5 separate regions of the Mus musculus genome follow, and regions 2, 3, 4 and 5 are each linked to region 1. A link is a loop called in an ENCODE intact Hi-C map of the cell type or tissue named here. Cell type or tissue: left cerebral cortex. All regions are shown on one strand. Links, peaks and the distances in the headings refer to the core of each region. The heading gives the core; the rest is flanking DNA.

Evidence for each region. Hi-C counts contacts between places; a loop is a spot of excess contacts. Peaks named below come from ENCODE experiments on the same cell type or tissue, not always from the same donor. Only the 100,000 strongest peaks of a DNase experiment are listed, where the experiment ranks them.
Region 2: it touches region 1 in a loop (9-fold over the local background); 29 of 42 quality-filtered maps call a loop at or near these places.
Region 3: a loop joins it to region 1, with 2.8 times the contacts of the local background. A loop is called at or near these places in 11 of 42 quality-filtered maps.
Region 4: it touches region 1 in a loop (10-fold over the local background); 32 of 42 quality-filtered maps call a loop at or near these places.
Region 5: a loop joins it to region 1, with 2.6 times the contacts of the local background. A loop is called at or near these places in 2 of 42 quality-filtered maps.

What each region holds. Positions count from the first base shown.
Region 1 is chr9:96,667,565-96,672,392 of GRCm38, reverse strand. No RefSeq gene overlaps it. Among named protein-coding and RNA genes, the nearest start is that of Rasa2, 38 kb to the right of the region's middle. In left cerebral cortex, for the core only: CTCF peaks have their summits at 2,442 (motif pointing left) and 3,577 (motif pointing right); DNase peaks (open chromatin) are centred at 921, 2,353 and 3,574; H3K4me3 peaks cover 748 bases; H3K27ac peaks cover 1,304 bases.
Region 2 is chr9:96,571,286-96,576,113 of GRCm38, reverse strand. Rasa2 (RAS p21 protein activator 2) reads left to right here. Exons shown (of 24, transcript NM_053268.2): 10 at 4,093-4,249. Among named protein-coding and RNA genes, the nearest start is that of Gm28729, 48 kb to the right of the region's middle. In left cerebral cortex, for the core only: CTCF peaks have their summits at 2,664 and 4,392; DNase peaks (open chromatin) are centred at 3,970 and 4,419.
Region 3 is chr9:96,797,854-96,802,681 of GRCm38, reverse strand. No RefSeq gene overlaps it. Among named protein-coding and RNA genes, the nearest start is that of C430002N11Rik, 35 kb to the right of the region's middle. In left cerebral cortex, for the core only: a CTCF peak has its summit at 2,377 (motif pointing right); a DNase peak (open chromatin) is centred at 2,419.
Region 4 is chr9:96,815,836-96,820,663 of GRCm38, reverse strand. No RefSeq gene overlaps it. Among named protein-coding and RNA genes, the nearest start is that of C430002N11Rik, 53 kb to the right of the region's middle. In left cerebral cortex, for the core only: CTCF peaks have their summits at 461 (motif pointing left) and 1,910 (motif pointing right); a DNase peak (open chromatin) is centred at 1,931.
Region 5 is chr9:96,871,136-96,875,963 of GRCm38, reverse strand. The region is part of intron 1 of Pxylp1 (2-phosphoxylose phosphatase 1); the gene reads left to right. Among named protein-coding and RNA genes, the nearest start is that of Pxylp1, 16 kb to the left of the region's middle. In left cerebral cortex, for the core only: CTCF peaks have their summits at 2,735 and 3,759 (motif pointing right); a DNase peak (open chromatin) is centred at 2,715.

The DNA of each region.
Region 1 (4,828 bases), core at 593-4,592:
TTATATGTGGTGGTGTATGCCTTCAATACAAGCACTTGGGAGGCAGAAGCATATGGATCTAGGTCAGCCTGATCTACAAAGTGAGTTCTCTAGGTCAGCCAGAGATACATACTGAGATCCTGTCTCAAAATAATTTTTTTAAACTCAAGCATAGTGTGGTAGCACACGCATCCTACCACTCAGAAGACTGTGGCAGGAAGGTCAAGAGTCAGAGTCTAGAAGGTCAGGGAGTTTTCTGTGAGACTGTGTCTCCTAGTACTGCCAGAAGCTACACCCATAGTCTCACCAATATGACTGCCTGAATATGAGCTGAACCCAGACACCAAAAGACATGCCAAAGTTGAAGGGCAAAAGACCACAAAGCCTCAACCCCTTCACAAAGAACTACAGACGAGTAAGAATGCTGGGGGAAGGGGTGTGGTCTTCCCCAGTGAAGAACATACCAATGGTCAACCAATGCCAAGTGCTCAGCCCTGAAAACATACATACAAGCAACAGTATACAGTCACGGCATATATATATATATATATATATATATATATATATATATATATATATGGATGGCACATAACAATGATCAATGAAAAAAAAAAAGAGGCCATGAGTTTAGAAGAGACCATGGAAGGATCTATTGGAGGGTTTGGAGGGAGGAAGAGAAGGAAGAAGTGATGTCATTATATTATAATCTCACTCACATACACAAAAACAGACCTACAATAATGACAACGAGTTGGAGACCAGCCTGTCAACAGCAACGAAATTCAGCGAGCTACGTCTAACAATCTCCTCTGAAACTGAATTCAAACACAACACAGCGCTGGCTCATAGCTGATACTCGGTCTCTTCTAACGTAAGTGGTACAACCTCCTTTTAGGACACATTGAAGAAAAAGCTGATTAAAACAGCACCAAACATTCAACATCAGCCAAGACCCGGCCAGGCGGTGCGCCAGATGCTTTCATCTTTATTTAAAAGAATCTGGGGGAAAAGGTATTACTTTCACTAATCACTAGATGCGGAGCCTGCGGGCCCAAGCCAATGACTCCACTCGTCTAGGTGTTGAAAATGTACTTAGAACAGAGATGAGACACCCTGTTTATTTACTGGGCAATTCCTCAACTTCAGATATCAATTTACCAATCCACAAACTACACCCTTCCACATGTCACTCTGTATACGGAACAAGCAACCGTGAACTTCCCATCCTGCCTCTCCCTGGTTGTCCAATCAGCTCGCAGAAGCACGGCAGGACAGACAGCTATGAAGATCGACCCAATTTCCAGGAGCTCTCAAGGTTAAGAGAAGTATCTCCTATAAAGTAGATTAAGTATAAACTCAATAAAGGTAAAAAGCAGCTTAGTATAGTTGTGTACACATATGTAGCCGCTGTGTATTGAAAGAGCTAATACATGTATGTGGGAACATTGTTTTCACACGATACAATCATTCTGTAGATGTCAGAGACCCCTCTGCCCACCCTGCACCCCCTTTGTGTGTGTGTGTGTGTGTGTGTGTGTGTGTGTACATGTACATTCTTGCCCTTTTTGGTTTTTCGAGACAAGGTTTCTCTGTGTAGCCCTGGCTGTCCTGGGACTCACTCTGTAGACCAGGCTGGCCTCAAACTCAGAAATCCACCTGCCTTTGCCTCCCGAGTGCTGGGATTAAAGGCGTGGACCACCACGACCAGCTATACTGTCTCTTTAAACTAGAATGCAGGAACAACCTACCCCTCTTGGTCTTTCAATGCCTGCCTAACGTGTAACTGTATGATGAACGTGTAACGAGTTTGCTAATGGTGACCATTTGTTTTCAATCTTTTGCTTTTGCTTACACATTTTTGATAGATTTTTATAGCAAATGTAAAAATAAATTGGGGAAAAGGCTTTCTGTGTGTCTCTCTCTCTTTTAAACACAAAGTCCTGACAGACAAAACCCCATCCCATTATGAGGTTTCTTGGAAGTTTGCATGAGTTCAAATTCTGAGTTTCTCCAAGCTATTCAGAATTCTGCTCTTTGTTTTGAATGTCATATAAACAAAAGCTCGTGTCTTCGAGAATTCTCCTTGCCTGAACAAATGCCATGATGGAAGGGGAAAACCCTACAAAGGAGGCTGGGCCAAAGTTGAACTAGAAGTAGAAATCTCTCTCTGCGACATCTCATCTCGGCTGCGTCCCACTCTCCAGTCATCTCTGTGCATCTCTGTGGGCTGAGGAACCGCCTCTGCTCTTCCAGGCTGTGGGTGGAAGATGCGGTCTCCCCACTTCCCAGGCATTTTCCGACCTGCCATGCCCCGCGTGCGCGGATTGGTTCCTCCATGGTCAGGAGTTTGCCCCTGGTCCAATGAGCTCTCACTGTAGAGTCAGAACCCCGCAGCGGAAGACAGATGCACAGGCTCCACCCACAGGTGAACCTCACGCTGGAAAAGGCTCTCGAGTGCCACCCCGTGGTCCTACAAAGACAAGAGGTTTGGGGAAAAGCTGTTAAAAACAAAACCCTGCAGGATGCTGGAAGATCTGTCATCACGGCTTCAATTTGACTGCTTAGCTTCCTGGGCTGGAGTTCCCCAGGACAGCTGTGCCTGGACAGTCAATCAAAGATCCGCCTGACCTAGATGTGGGCTAATGAGTGAGCGGCAGCAGCGTTTTGCGTTGATTTGTGAGTTAGATGAACTGCAGCGATAGAAGATGTGAATTTGTGCATCTATAAAGGATGCCTCAGCAGCTGCCCACCATGGATCTGAAAAGTAACCTTACTCTGATAGTATCGATTTCACTTTGCTGGGCTGTTTTTTTTTTTTTTAGGGACGTTTGGGATGGCATGGTGCTCCATGCCTTTAATCTCAGCACAGGCAAGGTCGAGCCTGGCCTACATACCAAGCTCCAGGACAGCCAGGGCAACATATATTCAGACTCGTTTAGCTAGTAGCATTTGGTTTTAGACATGTTCTTTTTGAGACTTAAATTTTGTTTAATTTGTGTGTACCTGTGTGTTCACACATGCATGTGTGTGTATTCAGGAACACAGGCCATTTCACACACGTGAGGTCAGAGAACTTTCAGGAGTCGGTCCTCTCCTTCAAACCATTTGGATCTCAGAGAATAAATTCCCGTATTCAAGCTGAACCATCTAGCTGCCTCCCTTTTGGAGAATTTTGTTTTAATATTCATTTTTTTATTTTCAATTCTGCATGTCTGTGTGCAGACATGTGCGTTTGTGTGCAGATGCCTGCAGAAGTCAGAGGTGTTGGATCCCTCTGGAGCTGGAGTTAGAAGCCATTGTAAGTGGCTGATGTGACCCTGGGGACCAAAATCGGGCTCACTGCAAGAGCCACCTCTCCTGCAATCTCTTTGAGAATTTTTAAATAAATATAGTTGTATCTGAAAGTGAACATGCTTTGAGAATAAGCCGGTGGAGGCTTACTTAGACTTTCTGGCGGCTGCAGTCCTGTCCCCCAATGAAAGTATAAGCAGGGAAGCCCACCAGCTCTGCAGTGTGGTGGCATCTGAAGGCAGCAGAACCACTGTCATGGAGGGATGCTACTTCTGTGCACAGGGAGAGGGAAATCCCACCAGCAGAGGTCACTGATGTACCAGGAGGGAGTCCAACGCAGCTCTTCTCACACTTGTGCCTGCCTTGCTCCCTGCGCAGCAAGTTGAAGGGAATCAGTGCAGAACTGTGTGCACGCTGTTGACACATTTTCTTCATGAGGCCCACCTTTGGTACCTTCAACCTAAGGCTGTTTATTTTAACACTGATTTAACACTCAAACTAAAGCAGCCTTAGATTGTATATCACCAAGTTTAACCTGGCCCAGAAAGTAGTTGTATGTGCTTCTAATCTGGAACTTAAGAATGGCACCACCTTCCCCCAACACATGCATGCCTATGTATACACACCACGCAGGCACACTTGAACACATACACCCAAACGGCTTGAGTTTGCACACAGAGCCCCCTACTGAGTAGGAATGAATGCCATGTCGTGATGTAGAGTGGTACAGACACCAAGAAGAGGAGGTGCCTGTGGGCTATCTGCATCTGAGCCACTCAGGGTGTCAGAGCTAGCTATGGGCAGCAGCTGTGTATGATGGAAAGCTCTGCTGGCCTTGAGTGGTCATCATTAGACTTTCTATTAAAAGGGGAAGGGAAGGGGGCGGTGGAGCGCCTAGACACCACCACATTGTTACAGGACAGAACTCATCTCTTATATTGTCCCAGACTAAGATGCTGCCAGTAAGGAGCCAAAAGGACTATGACCTGTCTCCCATGCAACCATCTGGGTGATGGGGCAGCCAGGTACAACTCACAGGCACTGGGAAAAAAAAATGGTGATAACCCTGTAGTGCCAGAGGGATGGATGAGGGCAGGGTTGTGGGGAGCGGGTGTGGTGGCAGTCCTAAAGGCGCCAGGGACTGCAGCTAAGTCATATGACTTGCACCTGACTTCCTCATATAAGACACAAACATCTTGAGTGCTGCGCAGGTGTACCAGGATACAGGTGAATCCAATTTGGTGGAGATTTGCCCCTGCTGCCCTGATTAGCTGAAGCCTCGTGACTGGTGAGGTGGCGTGGCCTGCTGTGCGTGGATGGGAACTGAGAGTATAAAAGAGTGAGAGGCCCAGGGTTCGGGGGAGATATAAAAACAAGGGAGATATAAACAAGGGAGATATAAACAAGGGAGTTATAAAAACAAGGGAGATATAAACAAGGGAGATATAAAAACAAGGGAGATATATAAACAAGGGAGAGATATAAACAAGGGAGATATAAACAGGGGGGAGATATAAAAACAAGGGAGATATAAAAACAAGGGAGATATAAAAACAAG
Region 2 (4,828 bases), core at 568-4,567, 96 kb after region 1:
ATAAAGAATTTAGTTGTCTAGGAATATTTTTCTGTTTAAGAATAAAATCTTGGGGCTGTAGAAATAGCTGAACTCTCTTCTCAGTTTGGACGGGGTTTCAGATCCTAGCACCTACCTCAGATCTCTCAAACAAAGGGCTTTAACTTTAGGTCTAAGGAATCCACTGGTCTCTTTGGTCTTGATGGGCACCTGTACATGGACACACACAAACACACACACACTAAAAATAAAGTCTTAAATCTAAGAAATGAGAAACATTAAGACATCGAATGAACCGCTCGTTGATGCTTGATCACATGTCATCATCTGCAGTTTGGATGCTTTTCGGTCAAAGAATTGTGGGTAGAAAGCAGAGGGCTTATTGAGAAGACACAGCAGTCTTCTGTGTGAGGCAGTGTATGATTTTCAGTTATCACACATTTACAAATGCAGATAACCTCGATGTGTTTTCTGAGTGTGGGGTATTGACTATAATGTCATTTGGCCTTTTCATGGCTCTAATAGTGATACTGAATTAATAACATTAATGTTAATAACCTTAATGTTTTGACATTAAATTCATACTTATTTCAATGTGAAACTTTTTCTCTATAGCCCTTAAAAACTAGTGTTTTCTGTCTCTTCGTGTGTCTGAGCCCATGTTTCTTCCTAGATTGATTGGTATGTAGGATCATGCTTTCTCAGTTGTTGGTGCTTGTTGATGCTGCTATGTGAGCATGTAGGTATGCTTACACTCATGCGCACATAGAGAACAGACTTGACACTGGATATGTTCACCAGTCACTCTCAGTTTCTGAAGAGAGGACTTCAGAACCAGGAGCTCACTGATTAGCTAGGCTGGGTGGGCAGTGAGCTCCAGGGACTGCCTGTCTTTTCCTGCCCCGTGCAAGGATTGCAGATGTGCACACCACTAAACCCAGCTTTTACATGGGTGCTGGGAACCTAAACTCGGATTCTCATGCTCTGCAGAGCAAGCACTTTATCAGCTGAGCCATTTCTCTGACCTCTGTCTCTTCCCTTTAAAGGTCACTTTTTAAAATGAAATGTAATATTTGTGCCTGCTTATTAAGTGTAATAGTCACTTGTATATACTGTGTAATGATCAAATCAGGATAGTCAGCATTTCCATCTCTCAAATACCATTTCCATGTTGGATGCTGGAGAATTAGACTGTGCTGAACCGTGACATCAGTTGTTACGGACCATAGTGAACCTGTTGGATTATAAACAGAGCTGCTACTCCCACGCTGCATTGAGAGCCCGTTCTAATAATAATACCTTTCTCTGATGATCTCCCCTCCTGCCTCTAGCAACTTACAGTCTTTGTTTTTATGTGGATCAACTTTAGTTTTCACAAAGGAATAAGAACTTGTGGCCTTTGTCTTTCTGTGCCTTACTTCACATGATAAAATGACCTCCAGTTCCAGATGGGTTACCATAAGTGATAGGATTTCACTCTTTAATAGCAAACCGTCTGTTGATGAGTAAATGAATTTAAATAACGTGGTCTGTACACACTGGGATGTTAACATAAGAACCGCTCTTTAGAACTCAGCTGCCTAGAAGAGGAGTTGGTGTTGACTGTTTAGGGGTTGGGTTTTTGTTTTTGTTTTTGTTTTTATTGTTTTAGTTTCTGAGACAGAATCTCACTATTTAACCTTGACTGGCCTAGATCTTACTATGAGGACCAGACTGTCCTTGAACTCAGAGATCCACCTGTCTTTGCCTTCTAAGTGCTGAGATCTAAGCTGTGCACACTCCAGCTGACCTAGGACTTAGACGTTTCTCTTTGGTCTCACTTGCCTTTAAAGGAGCCTGCCACCAGACAGTCCTCATTGGGATTCTGCTATTCCATAGCCTTCCTTAGAGAGACTGTATTTTAGACTAATTTTCAAATTTTATTTTTTAACTCTTCCAATGCAAATCTAAATGTATTAGTCTCTCTAAAAACATTTTGTGTGTTTTAATTTCTAAATGCATCCAGAGAAGGAGAAAAATGACTTTAATTGTTGAGAAAAATGTATTACCGTTTGCCTCCCCTGCCCCCATGTCATATTTCCTCCCTTCTCCATGAAAATTCCTGAACTCAGTTTTTAAGTCTTGAAAATAACATTCCATACCTTTAGTACAGAAGAAAAAATGAGTTGTTGTGTCTCCCAGGGGCCTCCACAATGAGCCTCAGACCTGCCCCCACAGTGTGACACAGTCTTTCCATATACTTTCAAATTTGACAGAACTTTCTACCTTGGCCAACTTGGAATATTAACAGACAATAAGTAACTTTATTTCAATTTCTTCTATCAATAGTATAAATACTTCATGTGCTCTTGAGTGCTGGTGTCTTTGAGGTCAGAGTCGTTGAATCCTCTGGAGCTGGAGTCACAGGTGATTTGTGGCTGCCTGATTTTGGTTGCTAAGAATTGAACTCGTTCTTTGTTTATGATCTCAACCATTGAGCTAGTTCTCTAGGCTCCAATAAAAATATTTTAATTTAAAGTAGTCTGTCAGAAGCATAAATGCTAAAATTTATGTAGCATAAAAGAGAAGAATCTGCTAATGTATATGAATTAATGTACATTGTATGGAAGTATAAAAATGTTAATGCCATTTTAATTGAAGATCTTGATCTCCTTTATCACTTATAGAGCTGTAGCATCCTCTAGTGGTATTAAAGATAACTGCACAAAACCTCATTCCATTCAGGCATAGTTATTTCTAACGTTGATATTGCAAAGGGTCATAATAACTTATTAGTAGGCAGTACTCTTGCTTTAAGTTTTTCTATTTTCTTTTTTCCAGTAATTTCCATTAGTATTTGCCTATTATATTGTATGTCTAAAAACTGGTTTTTGATGGTTTAGTTTTTTTAAGATTTCTATTTTATGTATATGAGTGTTTTGCTCTATGTATGTCTGTGTACTGCATGTATGCCTGGTGCTTGTGGGGGTCATCAGATGGTGTCAGATGCCCTGCCACAGGAATTAGAGATAGTTGTGAGCCAACATGTGGGTCCTCTACAGAAGCGGCAAGTGGTCTCCACTGCTGCATCATCTCTCCAGCTCTACTTCCTATTTAATTTTATTTGCAGATTATAATACAATGACTCATGCCACTTTCCCTTGCTTTCTAAGACGTCTTTTGTTGCCCTTATGTACATATTACTTTTATGTGTGTCCCTTGCGCGCGCAGCCTGTGAATGCCTGCAGGAATTGTTCTCTGTTTCCACCACTTGCCTTCTGGGTATTGAAGTAAAGGCATCTCTGTTTACCTTGAGTCGGTTCTTGGTGGTGGGGGAACCTGGGAGAATGAAACGGACTACAGTCTCGTGCTAGCCAGCCGCACTCAGAGCATCACACATTTCATACTCGGAGTGATTTACCTCCTTAACCTTGATTGTTTTTTAATTGGTGATAATTAGATTGGACGTTAGCATTGTCTTTTTTGTGTTGATATTAGCTAATTTTCATTTTGCCATGTGTAGATAATAGAACATAATTTGATTGTTTTTTTAAATAAGTTTTTTTTAATAGAAATTACACCATTCCTAGGTAAAAAGATGTAAAAGAGAATCCTGCCTCCTTCCCCAGTGCCACTTGCCTAGGTCCTATTTCTGAGCCAGCCTCTGTTCTCTAGATTCTGGGAATATTTTCTATATTCATAGGCAAATGCATGTATATATTTTCATTCGTTGTTTTGTTGTATTGAACCTGGGTTTCTGTGTGGCCTGGGAGTCATAATCTCCCAAGTGCACACACGACCACATGCCCACCTGTACTATGCCTGTATGTTTACTCAACAGTGTAGTAGAACACTATAGATAGGCGTTGACTCTTGATGGTGGTTTACAACTTATACTCTAGAATCAGACAGCCTTAATTCAGGTCCCATCCTCGCCAGTAACCACTTGCTCTGTGCTTCTTATTTCGTGGGCACAGTGAGGGCTGAATGTGCTGAGAACACAGTCCGCCCATGAGCTGCAGTCTGGCCCTGGCCCGTGGTTTCTTCTTCAGTAGCTCAGCTGTCTACTTATCCCGCTTGCTCGTTAACTCACTACCATCACGTGTAGTACCATCAGCTGTACTTTTACTTTAGGTACTTGCTACAGCCAAGAGACAATGGAAACAAATCATCTAAAACCGATGACCTGGGATCTCTTCTGTTAACTCTCTGCTATACAGAAGACTGCGTGCTTCCATCAGAGTACTATGGACCGCTGAAAACTTTGCTGCTAAAGTCACCAGATGTTCAGGTACTTTAAAAATCTTTTTTTTTCCCCAAGTGTTTTGTGATTTGTTCTGGATTTGTATATAGGTACAAAGCTTCAAGGGATAAACCCAGAAAAACGGTCAGCTTCATCCGTCCACATGTCGGAGGAGCCCTTGTGGTCAGCTCTGGGAACTACTTTAAAAATCTTATATGATCCCCAAGTGGGGCAGTCTCTGGATGGTCGTTCCTTCAGTCTCTGCTCTGAACTTGGTCAGACTGCCCCACTTGGGGATCCATGCCATAAACAAACCCAGGCACTATGGCAGATGCCAAAAAGAGCTTGCTGACAGGAGCCTGATATAGCTCTCTCCTGAGAGGCTCTGCCAGTGCCTGGCAAATACAGAAGTGGATACTCACAGTCATCCATTGGATGGAGCACAGGATCCACAATGAAGGAGCTAGAGAAAGTACCCAAGGAGCTAAAGGGGTTTTCAGCCCCATAGGAAGAGCAACAATATGAACTAACCAGTACCCCCAGAGCTCCCTGGGACTAAGCCACCAATCAAAGAAAACACATGGTGGGACTCATGTCTCTAGCTGCATATGTAGCAGAGGATGGCCT
Region 3 (4,828 bases), core at 392-4,391, 130 kb before region 1:
CCCTATTTATAAATCTATCCATAATTGTAACCTTACTTCATGTTGTTTTTTTTCTTTTTGCATGTTGGTGTAATATATATTCCATGATTACAATCTCACAGTGTTGAGGTTCTGTCTGTTGCTGTGCATTGTAATGCTAAGTGAGGTCCCCCAAGACCTGGTTGCCCAGAGACAAGAGAGTCTGCGTGTAGACCCAAGTGAGCTATGTGACCTTGCCCCCTAGTTATTTCTGATTGGTGAATAAGGATGTCAGCAGCTAATAGCTGGGCAGAAGAGACATAGGCAGGTTTTAGGGTTCTCAGACTTGAGGAGATTGGAGGAGAATTATGGAGAGAAGGTGAAGAAGAAGAGAAAGACACCATTGGTTAGGAGTCAAGAAAACATGGTCCCCAAGGGCTGGCCAATTGGAGTTAAGAGCAGCCCAGATGAAACATAGTAAGTCATAACTCAGGGTTATCAGCAGGAAATAGATTTTAATAGATATCTGCCCAGCACTGGACTGCTGATATCCAGACAGTGAAGGTTAAAACTTCCCCCAAAGAACTACTTCTAAACAGGTCTACATCTCCCTTATCCTATTAACCATCTTCTGCTACCTCTGGTCGGTGGGCTAGAAGGGAGGTGGAAGTATTTAAGGACCCTAATTAAAGTAGATTTAAAAAAAAAATCTAAGCCTGCAGGGAGCAGACCATGAAAGGACTGGGCAGTGAGTGTAGTGGAGTTCATGATGTGAAATTCCTAAAGAGTCAATGAAAATGTTATGTTAAAACTGTAAATATTAAAAATAAACAAAAGAGTTACCTCTGTAGGGCAGGCTGAGGACCTGGCTAAGAGACTATCCCTAAGAGGATGGGTTCACCTTCACACAGTACTTTCCCTTCCCAGGGTTCCTGCCCCCTAGCACATTCCCTATCATCCACCTTAAGGTTTGCCTGGCTCACTCTACCAATCTGAGTCCTCATTCAGAGATCATAACTTTTCCTTTCTTCTCTCTTTTTCTTTGGGATGCTACCCAGAGCCTTTTACACTCCCTGGTACTTTGGACACCCCTATTCTTTCTCTATAACTCCCTTCCCGGCCATGTGATTGCCTACTTGCCTGTGACTGACCCCCACGCTGGCTTCCACCGTGGGACTGCCTGCCTGAGTTGACTGCCACGCTGGCGTAACTTCTTACCCCATTGTCTTCATTTTTCTCCAGATAGGCAGCTGCCAGAGTTATGCCTGCCTGCCTGGGACTTTTTCTTTTCAAACTCTAATAAATTACCCTCAAGCTTCCCTTTCCGGGACTCAAATAGTATGTAAACGCAAAGAGTGTTTTATTCTGCGGAAGTCCAGCATGCTGGGGTCTCCCATTACCAGACAGACAACCAAGTGAGCTCCCAGGCTCGATTTAAAGCACACTGAAATTCCAGGACAAATGAGCTTTATCTTGCTATATCTGATGTGTTTATAAGAAGATAAAGAGAGAAGGGGTATGCTCTGTGGGGGTGTGGTGAGGTATGGGGGAGGGGGACATCTCAGCAGGCATCCCTTCCCCATGAGGGACCAGCCACATGACAGTATAGTATAGAATAGAGTTTATTCAGAGTATGAGGAGGGGAGTTAAGAGGGTAGTAGAGGCAGAGAGAGAGAGAGAGAGAGAGAGAGAGAGAGAGAGAGAGAGAGAAGAGAGAAGAGAGAAGAGAGAAAGAAGAGAAGCCAGTCATGAGCACATGGAGAGAGGGGGAAGGGAATGGTGAAGAGAAGGGGAAAAGGGTGAGGGGACCTAGAGGGAGCAAGAAGGGAAGAGAACAAGAGAGAGATAGAGAGATAGAGAGAGAGGAGAGAGAGAGAGAAAGAGAGAGAGAGAGAGAGAGAGAGAGAGAGAGAGAGAGAGAGAGAGAGAGAGAGGCAAGCAGCCCCTCTTATAGTGGGTCAGACCTACCTGGCTGTTGCCAGGTAACTGTGGGGTGGAGCTTAGACAGGATGCTAACAATATCTCTAGGCATTTGCTGAGGAATTCTGGGGTAGGTGAGCTTTCTCTTTAACTCTAGGCATTCCAGAACCATTATGGGGCGTGAAGGCTGGAGCCTGGGGTTTTTCTATTAGTAATTGACTTGCCTGGGCTTGCCTGAACTTGCCCAGTTCTTAGGCCTTGTCTCCTTAACTGTCACTTTGAAGTCTGTCATGGAACCAGCCCAGCCTTCTCAGGGCCATTCCTAACTTCTTCTAATAAAGAGACCAAGACTCCCGAGAGGGGACACAAATCTCATGGCTATCATATGGTGGCTTCCTCAAGACATTCCAGCAACACTCCCAACCCCACCCTCACCCACAACCCCTGCCACCTGTTAGTCACTAATTTGCAAAGAAAATCAATCCGTTCCTCACCTCTAGATGGCATCAAATGCATACACTGAAAATCTCGTGTTGTGCCAATGACCCCAAAAGCCCATATTTTAACATAAGAACCCCTTTCTTGTGCAGCAGTGAACGACTGAATTCTCCTTTGGTCAGACCTGCCTCCTCCCATGGAGGTGTATCTTAAACCTCTGCTGCTACATTGTGTGTCTCTGCTCAAGCTCTTGTTCAAGACCATGAAAGCCCTTTTGTGGTGGTGTGTTTTATAAAAAATAAAGAGAGAAGGAATATGTTTGGTGGAAGTGCAGTCAGGCGTGGGGGAAGGGGGTGCCTCAGTGGAACCATGCCACTCTATAGTATAGAACAGAGTTTATTCAGGGTATGGGGGAGGGGAGCTGAGAAAAAGGCTAGTGTCAGAGAAAGGCAGAGAGAGAGAGAGAGAGAGAGAGAGAGAGAGAGAGAGAGAGAGAGAGAGAGAAGAGGAATAGAGTCCAGTTATGAGCACGGGAAGAGAGAGGGGAGAGGGTGGAGAGGGACAGGAGAGTAAGAAGGTGAGGAGGGGGCAAGCAACCCCCTTTATAGTGAGTCAGGCACACCTGACTGTTGCCAGGCAACCATGGGGCAGAGCCTATACTAAATGCCAACATTCCCCCATTTTGGTTTAATTAAGGAAAAAATAGAAATAGGCAATGGTGGAACAGGAATAGGATCGTAGTGATCTTTAGCTATTTCCTACTGACTTTGGGGCGACATGTCTCTAGGAAACAGGAGTATGGGTATGGACTATTGGTCCAGTCTTAGGAGAGTTGGCTGTTTCCTTGCTGTCGAGGGTCTGTGGAGCCATCTGTGGATAGATAGGAAGGAGCAGCTCCAGTCGACGCATCTGTGTCTGTCAGAGTAGATTAGAGCTAAATGCCAACAAGGGGTGCCTCCTGAACCCTGACATCAACATTAGTAGAATTCTTCCACAAGACAAGGATTAGGTGTGGATGAGGTAGGCACGGATTTCTGGGGACTAATGTGCTGGCTAGTTTTTATGTTAACTTGACACAAGCTAGAGTCATCTGAAAAAGCAGGTACCTCAATTGAGAAAATGCCCCCATAGGACCCAGCTGTAGGGACATTTCTTAATTAGTGATTGATGGGGGAAAGGCCCAGCTCATTTTAGATGGTTCCATCCTTGGGATGGTGATCCTGGGTTCTATCAGAGAGTAAGCTAAGCAAGCTGTGACGAGCAAGCCGGTAAGTATGCATTAGGTTACAAAAAAAAAAGTGTTGTTGTTGTTGTTGTATGTGCATGTATGAGAGAATCTGACTGTACGTTTGTGTACCACACGCATCCACATGCCTGTAGCAGCCAGAGAGTGAAGCAAACCATCTGGATTTGTAGTTACACATGGTTGTGAGCCACTGTATGGGTGCTGGAAACCAAACCTAGGTCCTCCGCAGGGGCAGCAAGTGCTCTCACCTGATGAGCCATCTCTCCAACCCCAAGATTCCTTTTTTATTTTTCTCCTATAATCTCTCAGTTAAAAGCTGCTCAGGTCAGAGCCTGGGCCCTGGCAGCCCCAACAACTAGGCTCAGTCAGACTGAGATGTGGGCCCTTAGATCATTTGCTCTGTTCTGTCTCAGTCCCAGTCTTCTGACGTGCTCAGAACCGGTGAGATCTTTCTGGATGCCCCCTCTCCAGCTGGCCCCAGGCTTCAGCCTTTCCTTTTCCCTGCATACCACTTCCCTGACAATAACCCAGGAGCCAACGGAGGAGCGCATGTGACTTTCTTTAGACTCTTGTTACTCCTATTGTAGCATTTTGACTTTAGTTACTGTCTTAATTAGGGTTTCACTGCTGTGAACAGACACTATGACCAAGGAAACTCTTATAAGGACAACATTTAATTCGGGATGGATTACAGGTTCAGAGGTTCATCAAGGTGGGAACATGGCAGCATCTGGGCAGGCATGGTGCAGAAGGAGCTGAGAGTTCTACATTTTCATCTGAAGGCTGCTAGCAGAACACTGGCTTCCAGGCAGGTAGGAGTAAGGTCTTAAAGCCCATGCCCACAGTCACACACCTACTCCAACAAAGCCACACCTTCAAATAGTGCCACTCCCTGGGCCAAGCATATACAACCCATCACAGTTACTGTGGTGGTTTGAATTAGAAACATTTCCTGTAGTCTCAGGCATTTGAACGTGTAGTCCCCAATTGGTGGAGTTGTTTGGGGAGGTTTCAGGGGTGCAGTCTTATAGAGGAGGAGTGTCACTAGGGGTAAGCTTTGAGAGTTAGTTTTCCCACCACTTCCAGTTCATTGCCCTCTGCTTCCTGCTTGTGGTTCCAGATATGAGCCCCCAAGTCTCTGCTTCTGCCACATGCCTGCTTCTGGTCGCCATGCCTCCTTCTGACACGAGACTCTAATCCCTCTGAGGCCGTGAGCCACAGTAAACTCTCTCTTCTTCAAGTGGCTTTGGCCATGGTGTTTTATAA
Region 4 (4,828 bases), core at 356-4,355, 150 kb before region 1:
AGAACATAGATATTCTTTTTATATTCTTTTTTAAAACACATTTTATTTATCTTTTTATGTGTGACATGTTTATGTGTGTACATTTGTGTCAGTACAGGTTCAAGAGTGTCATGACAGACTTTTTTTTTAGCTTTTTTGTTTTGTTTTGTTTTTTCGAGACAGGGTTTCTCTGTATAGCCCTGCTGTCCTGGAACTCACTCTGTAGACCAGGCTGGCCTCTAACTCAGAAATCCGCCTGTCTCTGCCTCCCGAGTGCTGGGATTAAAGGTGTGCACCACCACGCCCGGCCCTTTTTAGCTGTTTTTAAAACGTTTTTAGGGCTGAAGAGACAGCTCAGCAGTTAAGAGCACTGACTGCTCTTCCAGAGGTCCTGAGTTCAATTCCCAGCAACCAACCACATGGTGGCTCACAACCATCTGTAATGGGATCACATGCCCTCTTCTGGTGTGTCTGAAGACAGCAACAGTGTACTCATATAAATAAAATAAATAATTCAAAAATAAATAAAAACATTCTTATTCTTTGAGAATTTCATATAAAACATTTTTTACCATATGCAGCCCCATCTTCCAACTTGTCCAGATTCATTTCTGCCTCCTACTCAACTTCATGTTCCACCCCCACACACACATACACAGACCCCTACCCCCTCGCCCCCCCCCCCCAGGCCCCTTTCTCGGCTCCTTGCCTCTCCTTTCTCCCTGTGCTGGAACTGCAAGTGGCCGTTACCACGCTGGGCTGAGCATTCTTTGTCAAGCTTCGCTTTGAACAGACTTAACAAACTCAACTATATGCTATTGGAATTAGAGTTTACTCGTTTTAGTGCCAGGAATCGAACCCAGGGCCTCGCACATGCTAGGTAAGCACTCTGCCACTAAGCCACATCCACAACCGTGTTCCTCTTTCAAAAGAGGAGCTCAGTGATGTGCCCAGGTGGCCTTAGCCTCCCATCAGACCGTAACCTCAAGGTCCTCCTGCCTCAGCCTCCTGAGTACAGGCCTGTGCTGCTGGCCTGGTGGTAATAATTAGCAATAATAAATGGCTTTCCAAGAAAACTACTAAACACCTGATCGAAGGTCTTTCATCATAGGCTCAGCAGAATTAGACTTGGAAGAAGTCTTCGGTAAATCCCTTTTTCAGAACCCAAGAACTAGGACAGGAAAGGTGGGGATACACGCCTCGCTGAATCTTCAGAAAGCCCCTCGAGGCGGGTTCAGCATCCCAGGCTGGGTAGGTCACCCTGATGTGTTAGATAGAATGTAGCTGCAGATACACAGGGTAAAGTAGTGGCTAGTGGGATGCCAGCCCGATCCTCATGGCTCAAGACTTGCAACTGAGTATCAGGAGTGTAGCCCTGTGTTCACACCTACCAGGAGCTAGCTCAGTCACAAATCTGTCCATGAGGAATCAGCCGAATACACAGGCATGACCAGGCCCTCCTAGCTGCTGAGGCCTGGCTAACAGCTGGGACAGATGAGCATCCGTGAGGAAAGGGTCACCAAGAGGAACAGAACTCCTCAGGGCTGCGGTACCCTCAGCAGGAGGATACCCTTGGGGCTGACTTCAGATGTGTCAGCCGAGTGAGAGTCCTGCCTCCCTACATGGGCTGCGTGAGTCTTCCAAGAGAGGAGAATGCTTTTCTAAATAGTCTGCCTTGAGTCCAGCCTAGGTAGACACAGGGGCTCTGGCCACTCTATTCCCTGGAAGAGACTGAGCGGCCTTAGTAAGGGGCGTTTCCTATGGCCTCTGCAGCAGTCCTACCAGATGTTGTGTTTGGAGAAGGATGTCAGTAAATTAAAAATGGGGGTCGCTGCAGTTACAAATTTAAGTCTAAATGGTTAGGGACTATTCCAGCCATCCTGGCTTATTTTTCTTTAAGTAAAACAATGTAGCGAGCGATAGTGTGTTCAACCACTAGAGGGCAGCATCAAATAAGCTATTGGTCTTTAGGGTTGGGTCTGCCTTATAGAAAAGTAGGTTCGCTTGTGTTTTAAGAAGTCGACAAACTGCCCTTGTTTGCCTGTCATGGAGGAGTTTCCACAGGCAAGCTTTTCCATGCTAACATCTGAGAAAGCCTAAGGCAAAGTAAAACAAGCCAGTGACTCAGGAGTTACACATGAAAACAAATGTATTATATCGTTCACATTTTATAGAAAAGTTTGACTGGGTGATTCACAGAGCTAGCTGGTGTGAAGCAGAATTGGATTAAAGGAACATGTTCTCTTTGTTTGTTTTGTTTGTTTTGTTTTGTTTTTCAAGACAAGGTTTCTCTGTATAGCCCTTGCTATCCTGCAACTCACTCTGTAGACCAAGCTGGCTTCAAACTCAGAGAGCCACCTGCCTCTGCTGGGATTAAAAGCGTGCACCACCGCCTGGCTAGGACCATGTTCTTTTTTTTTTTTTTTTTTTTTTTTTTTAAAATTTTTACTACTTTTATTTTTTTATTTTTTTTTTCCATTTTTTATTAGGTATTTAGCTCATTTACATTTCCAATGCTATACCAAAAGTCCCCCTTACCCACCCACCCCCACTCCCCTACCCACCCACTTCCCCCCTTTGGCCCTGGCGTTCCCCTGTACCGGGGCACACAAAGTCTGCGTGTCCAATGGGCCTCTCTTTCCAGTGATGGCCGACTAGGCCATCTTTTGATACATATGCAGCTAGAGTCAAGAGCTCAGGGGTACTGGTTAGTTCATAATGTTGTTCCACCTATAGGGTTGAAGATCCCTTTAGCTCCTTGGGTACTTTCTCTAGCTCCTCCATTGGGAGCCCTGTGATCCATCCATTAGCTGACTGTGAGCATCCACTTCTGTGTTTGCTAGGCCCCGGCATAGTCTCACAAGAGACAGCTACATCTGGGTCACAAGAGACAGCTACATCTGGGTCACAAGAGACAGCTACATCTGGGTCACAAGAGACAGCTACATCTGGGTCACAAGAGACAGCTAGGACCATGTTCTTAAGCAGGACACCGCATAATAGTCCCCTGAACAATCTGGGTCACTGTTAGGTTTCATGCTACCCAAACCTGATCACCATGGCTTAAGCAATAAAGTCATGTGTCAATCCTTTCAAATGGGTCCAGCATGCTCTCAGGATCTCAGATGCCTGCGGACGTCACACGGGCAGAACAGGGGCTCCTTGATTCCAAGGAAGCAGTGAGTTTATTAGGCACATTGCTGTTCCTGTCAAAGCTGCTTCAATTTAAGTGCATTAATTACTTTTCTATTGCTGAGATCAAGGTAATTTACACAAGGAAGAGTTTATTTGGGGTTTGTCTTAGTCAGGCTTTCTATTCCTGCACAAACATCATGACCAAGAAGCAAGGTGGGGAGGAAAGGGTTTATTCGGCTTACATTTTCCACATTGCTCTTCATCACCAAAGGAAGCCAGGACTGGAACTCAAGCAGGACAGAAAGCAGGAGCTGATGCAGAGGCAATGGACAGATGTTACTTACTGGCTTGCTCCCCCTGCCTTGCTCAACCTGCTCTCTTACAGGACCCAGGACAACCAGCCCAGGAATAGCACCACCCACAAGGGGACCTCCCACCCTTGATCACTAATTGAGAAAATACCTTAATTGAAAATACCTAGATCTCATGGAGGCATTTCCTCAAGGGAGGCTCCTTTCTCTGCGATAACTGCAGCTTGTGTCAAGTTGACACACAGAACCAGCCAGCACAGGTTCCAGGATGTTGGAGCAGAGGTCGCAGGCAGCAGGTGGCCATAACAACAGCCGAGGACTCATATCTTGAACTACAAACAGAAGGCAGACCGGGCAATCAGTAAGCTCACCACTGGCTTTTCAAATCTCAAAGCTTGCCCCTAGACACAACTCCTCCAACAAGACCACATCGCTTAATCCTTCCCAAACAGGTCCATCAACTGGGGACTGCATATTTAAACATACTAGCCTATGGGAGACAATCTAATTCAAGCCAGCACACTGAGGAAGAGTGGGTGCTAACAGAGCTAACAGTGAACATCCTTCCCCCAATCCCCTCCACCAGAGCTGAGGGTGTGTTGGCACTGTGCCACACAGAACCCCCACTTCAGGACTGCTTTCTATACTTGCTGGCAGCACTGGACTCTCAGCCTTTCCAGAACTTGCTCTGAAAGAGAACACCATTGGCCAAAGGACAAACCTCTTTCCCAGGACAGCCACATATACTGACTGGTCAGAACAAGAATGCAATAGCCAGGGAATAACTCAGAGATCCATGCCCAAATCAGAGTTCTTGTGGGGGCAGCAGAGGCCTTGTGACTTTCAAAGTCCAGCATCTGCTTTGTCACCTCCATTTACAGCAGTCACCCCCTGTAAACTTCCTGTGTTCCCTCCAAGGCTGCTTCCTGGGACTGCAGAGGGCGAGCACATTCTAGGTGCCAAGGCATCTACCTGGAGGGATAGGGAACTGCAGTCACTTATAGGAAAGGGAGAGTTTATTTATCACAGATTTCTCTACCATGGGGACATTTATTTACTTATTGTGGAAGCCAAACACAGCCGTACACTCAAGTTCCATCAACAGTGGAGAGAAAATATTTGGGAGTGGGGAGCACTTCTTCTGAGCATATGTAGATGTTTTTCCTTGTCATTATTCCCTAATGTAACACTGCTTATCATCCAGACTGTAGAGGAAGAGTCATCTAGAGATGTAAATATAGAGAAGGACATGTATATATTACAGACAAATGTAAAACCATCTCCTATGAGATTTGAGCGTCATCACATTGTGGCATCTGGGCTATGGAGGATCTTACAACCAATCCAATATGTATAATGATTACTTGCCTTGCAACCAATCCCCCATAGTTATTGTACAATGA
Region 5 (4,828 bases), core at 371-4,370, 200 kb before region 1:
TTCTAGAGAGGCAGAGAAAAGAACCTTAGCTCTCACTTCCTTCTTAGGTTAAACAGTAGTGGGCCTGTCTCTCCTGGCTGGAGGCAGCTGCTGCAGGGAGCTGAGGTCTGGGCTCACTCCTGGGCAGCATTTGTCTTATCAAGAAGAGGATCCTTAGTGAGAAATGGCTGTTTAGACAGCACCCCCTATGTATTTAAGCCTCATGTGTGGGCAGTGCGACCCCTCGGAGTGCAGAGAAAACGTGCCTGTGCTTTCCTGCTGGATGTTGTCACCACAGAGGTGGCCAACATTAGTCACTTCTCCCTCTTTAACTGCTAAGGCCAGATGAGGACCTGGTCCTCAGGACTCACGTGGACTTGAGAGAAACCTCAGGCCCCTCCTGCCTTTCTTTAACCAGTGAACAACTGGTTAACATCGCCATGAAGAGGAGTTAAAGGCCTTAATTGACCACAGATTCACTTGAAGGCACAGAGGAAATTCTTTGTAGACTAGACATGCTTAGAGTTTGCTGGGTGGGCCTTGTTTAACAAGAGAACTGGTGACTCCCCACAGGGCATTTTGGAGATGCACCACAGATCCCTGGGACAGGGGAAAATATTTTCCCCTGCCAATGCCTCTGACTGCATCAGTATAAACCTCCAAGTGTGATGTCTTAGTGTTCTGAGGACACCAGGACTGCGGCAACTCTCTTAAGGAAAGCATTTATTTAATTGCGAATACACCACCCTGTGGCCTATCTAAAGGGCCCCTAAAGTACATTTAATTGCGGCTGGCTTACAGGTGTTAGAGATTGAGTCCATTATCGTCATGGTGGGGAGCATGGTGGCCTGCAGGCGGACATGGTGTTAGAGAAATAGCTGAGAGTTCTATACCCAGATCCACAGGCAGCAGGGAGACAGAGACAGAGACAGAGAGACAGAGAGAGAGAGACAGAGAGAGAGAGACAGAGAGAGACAGAGAGAGAGAGAGAGACAGACAGACAGAGACAGAGAGACACAGAGAGAGAGAGAGACAGAGAGAGAGAGACAGACAGAGACAGAGAGACACAGAGAGAGGCACAGAGAGAGAGAGACACACACACACACACAGAGAGACAGAGAGAGAGAGACAGTGAGAGAGAGACACACAGAGAGAGGCAGAGAGACAGAGAGAGAGAGAGAGACACAGAGTGGGCCTGGCTTGGGCTCTGAAACTTCAACCCCCACCCCCTCCACACCAGTGACAAAGCCTCACCCAGTCCTTTTCAAGTATTGCCACTCTCTGAATATATGAGCTTATGGGGGCTGCATTCTTTTTTGTTGTTGTTGTTTTGTTTTTTTGTTTTTTGAGACAGGGTTTCTCTGTATAGCCCTGGCTTTCCTGGAACTCACTTTGTAGACCAGGCTGGCCTCGAACTCAGAAATCTACCTGCCTCTGCCTCCCAAGTGCTGGGATTAAAGGTGTGCGCCACCACGCCCGGCTGGGGGCTGCATTCTTATTTAAACCTACCACATCTGGCTGCTGAACACCCATAAGGTTAACAATATCAACCTGGCACTTTTAACTACTGTCTGATCCTTAGGTAAAGCTGGGGTAAAAACAAACACTTATAAATAAACATTTAGGAGACATATATTTAAGCAGAATTTTGACAGCAACGTGTTCAACTTTGACCTTAGATATTTTAATATCATAGATGAACTCATCCTTTGCATATCTTCATATTACTTCTTCAGACCTTTGTAGTTTGCTTCATTCTTTCCAGGTTTTTTTTTTTCCATTCTGAAAAAAAAATTCAGGCATCATAATCTTTATCAATAATCAACAAGGCCTGCTGTGTTTCATAAACCAACGTGGTTACTTTGTGCTTGTAGATCCATAGTGCTCAGATCCATGTTAAAATAAGCCCATCTCCCATTGTGGTACAAGTTTCTGTGGGGTTACATGCATACACAGAATAAGTGTGGATAGTCACCCCTTTTAGACCATACACACACACACACACACACACACACACACACACACACACAGGACTTACAGTAGCCTGGGTATAAGGAGGAGCTAGTGCAGGTATGCAGCTTATGTATATGGCAGGTATGCAGCCTATGTATATGGCAGATATGCAGCCTATGTATATGGCAGGTATGCAGCCTATGTATATGGCAGGTATGCAGCCTATGTATATGTGCTTCCCAAGAAGGCCAAGCAAGGAAACAGAAGAAATTCCATGGTCTTAACTTGTCTGTTTCTTTTCTGTTGCTGTGATACAAAGCACCATGACGCAAAGCAAGGTATACAGAGAAGGTTTATTTGGGCTTATGGTTCCAAAGCCTAAGAGTCCATCATGGCAGGGGTGCACTGCAGCAGGCAGCTGAGAAAGATTACATCCTCAGCCACAAGTGTGAAGCAGAGAGAGTTCACTCAAAGTAGGGAGAGGCTGTGTACTCTTCAGAGCCCTCCCCCAGTGGCACACTTCCTCCAGCAAGCCTGCAGCTCCTAAAACTCCCTAAGCAGTACCAACATCTGGGACCAGGTGTTCGATTGCCCGAGCCTAGGGGGACATTCAAACCACCAGACAACCCAAGCAGAGGAGGCCCTTATGCCTTACCACAGATTGCAACTGTGAATGCCAGGCAATGCCATCTGGGTTCCATTTGACTTCCTCTGTGTTCTTAGAGACAAGCTGTTGCTCAGAAGGGAACCCCATGAAAGAAGATAACAGAACAGAAGGTGTGTCCAGTGCCCATAGGTGGCGCTGTTGCTCCGGAAAGCACATGGCAGAACTAGGAAGAAGAAAATGACCTTGGTGCTGGGTTGGGGTTTTTTGTTGTTGTTTGTTTGGGCTGAGGTTAAATGGATCTGTGATCTTTTTTGTTGGCTGGAAATTAACGTCCAACTTGTTAAAAATACCTAATTCTGATTTAATCCGTAAGCAGCCGTATGGTAGTCCTACACGGTATTCAGTACCCTCTGTAGTCAGGTTAGGGAAAAGTATATTGAATAGGGTTGGGAGTCTCTTGCTTCACCAGAGGAGTTGGTTTGCTCCTGTCTGGGTGAGTCTGCTTTCCTAGGGTTCTTTTTACCTCAATGATTTTCTCTCCTGGTTTCGTGAGGGTTCACCTCTCTGAGACTCACCCGAATGGAAGTTTCTCGCACCCCAGTTTCTAGTGTTTCCTTAGTCTTCTGACTGCTTCCTTCGTGGGGTAGTGTCCTGTAGTAGGTGCTACTTAGCAACAGGCTTACCAGAAGTCACCAAGGACAGCTATGAAGCTGTTGTGGGTCAGTGTTCCGTATTCACCTCAGGCCAGGAGCACATCTTGTTCACTCTTATCCAAACTCCAGGATGACCCAACCGCCAAGACGTGTGTTGTTATTCTCTGTGTCTCTTACCTCTGTCTTGTACACAACGGTTACCCAGCCACTGAGCTATTTTCCAGGGGCATCTCTGCATTGCTGAGAAACTCTCCATTCTTGGATCAGTACCCATTCAAAAGTTCACCAAAGACCCTATGGAAGCTACTGAGAACATGGTGGGGAGGACATTTCTCCCAAGGGAAGGCACCCCCACACTCTGACAGATGGGTTTGAGATCCAAGATGAGACCTCAAGTTGTTGGAAAAGAATAATCTTGGTGTTGAATGAAGGAACACATAGAGCAAAAGTAACTCAGCAAAGCAATTTATTAAAATATATAACACACGTGGATGTTTTGCTTGTGTTTATTGTCTGTGCCCTTCATGCGGGCAGTACCTAAGGAAGCCAGAAGAGGGTGTTGGATCCTCTGGAACTGGGCAGCTCTTAGTTGCCGGTTGGATGCTAGGAATTGAACCTGGGTCCTCTGCAGGAGCACGTGCTCATAATCACCGACCCTTCTCTCTAGCCTAGAGTTTCTTTTTGCAAAAATGTCTGGGTGCACCAGAACCCACACTGGGCCAGTGAGCATGGGTCGTGAAGACGATCCCTGCCTTTTATTCCTAATGCAGATGGCGACTGGGTCTCATCCCATTGTTGGGAGTTTGAGCTCACAACCGGATGATGGGCTGATGGGTGTGGGTGATTAGGGAGGTTCCGTGCACACAGTCCTGGTCAGGTTAATTACCATTTCTCACAGTAGCAATTACATAAAATTCATCTTTAACAACACACACATACACGTACCTATTTATTTTTTTGTCTGGGTGTTTTGTCTGCATGTACGACTGTGTACCACATTGGTGCCTGTTGCCTGGGAAGGCCAGAAGATCATTGGATCCTTTGTAGCTTGAGTTATAGATGTTGTTAGCTGCCACGGGGATGCCGGGATTCAAACCTGGGTCCTCTGGAAGAACAGCCAGTGCTCTTAAGCACTGGTCCATCTTTCTAGCCCTTAAGTTCGTATTTTAAAGTAGCACTAGGTTCTGAGCTCTGTACAGTATACAAATAAAGTCTCCCATCCTTGCCTTAAGACAAACAGAACCCAAACAGTCTGCCAGCCTTTGTAGTATAGTCTTTATCATTATCATGTTACCGAGATCATACTGAACGCCGCACTGTAACCTGCCTTGTAGTCTTACTTTAACATACAGTCTGATTTAACAGTGACATTTTCCTGTTATTGTTGGTTTTGTTAATTATTCACAGTTTTTATAGAAGGCATAACGTGTATAAGTAAACTCTGAGAAATCTTAGTCTTTCCTCCTGTCTAGCAGAAATAGCAACTCACCTAGGCTGTCTCCTGCCAGTTTTTTTTTTCTGTAAGTTTCACACATCTTCTGGAATATGCATATTTATGTCAAGGTGTGCAAATATCAAGGTTTACCTAAGTGAAAAGTGAAGTCACAGCGTCCTGTATGGCTTGGTCCTGGAAACC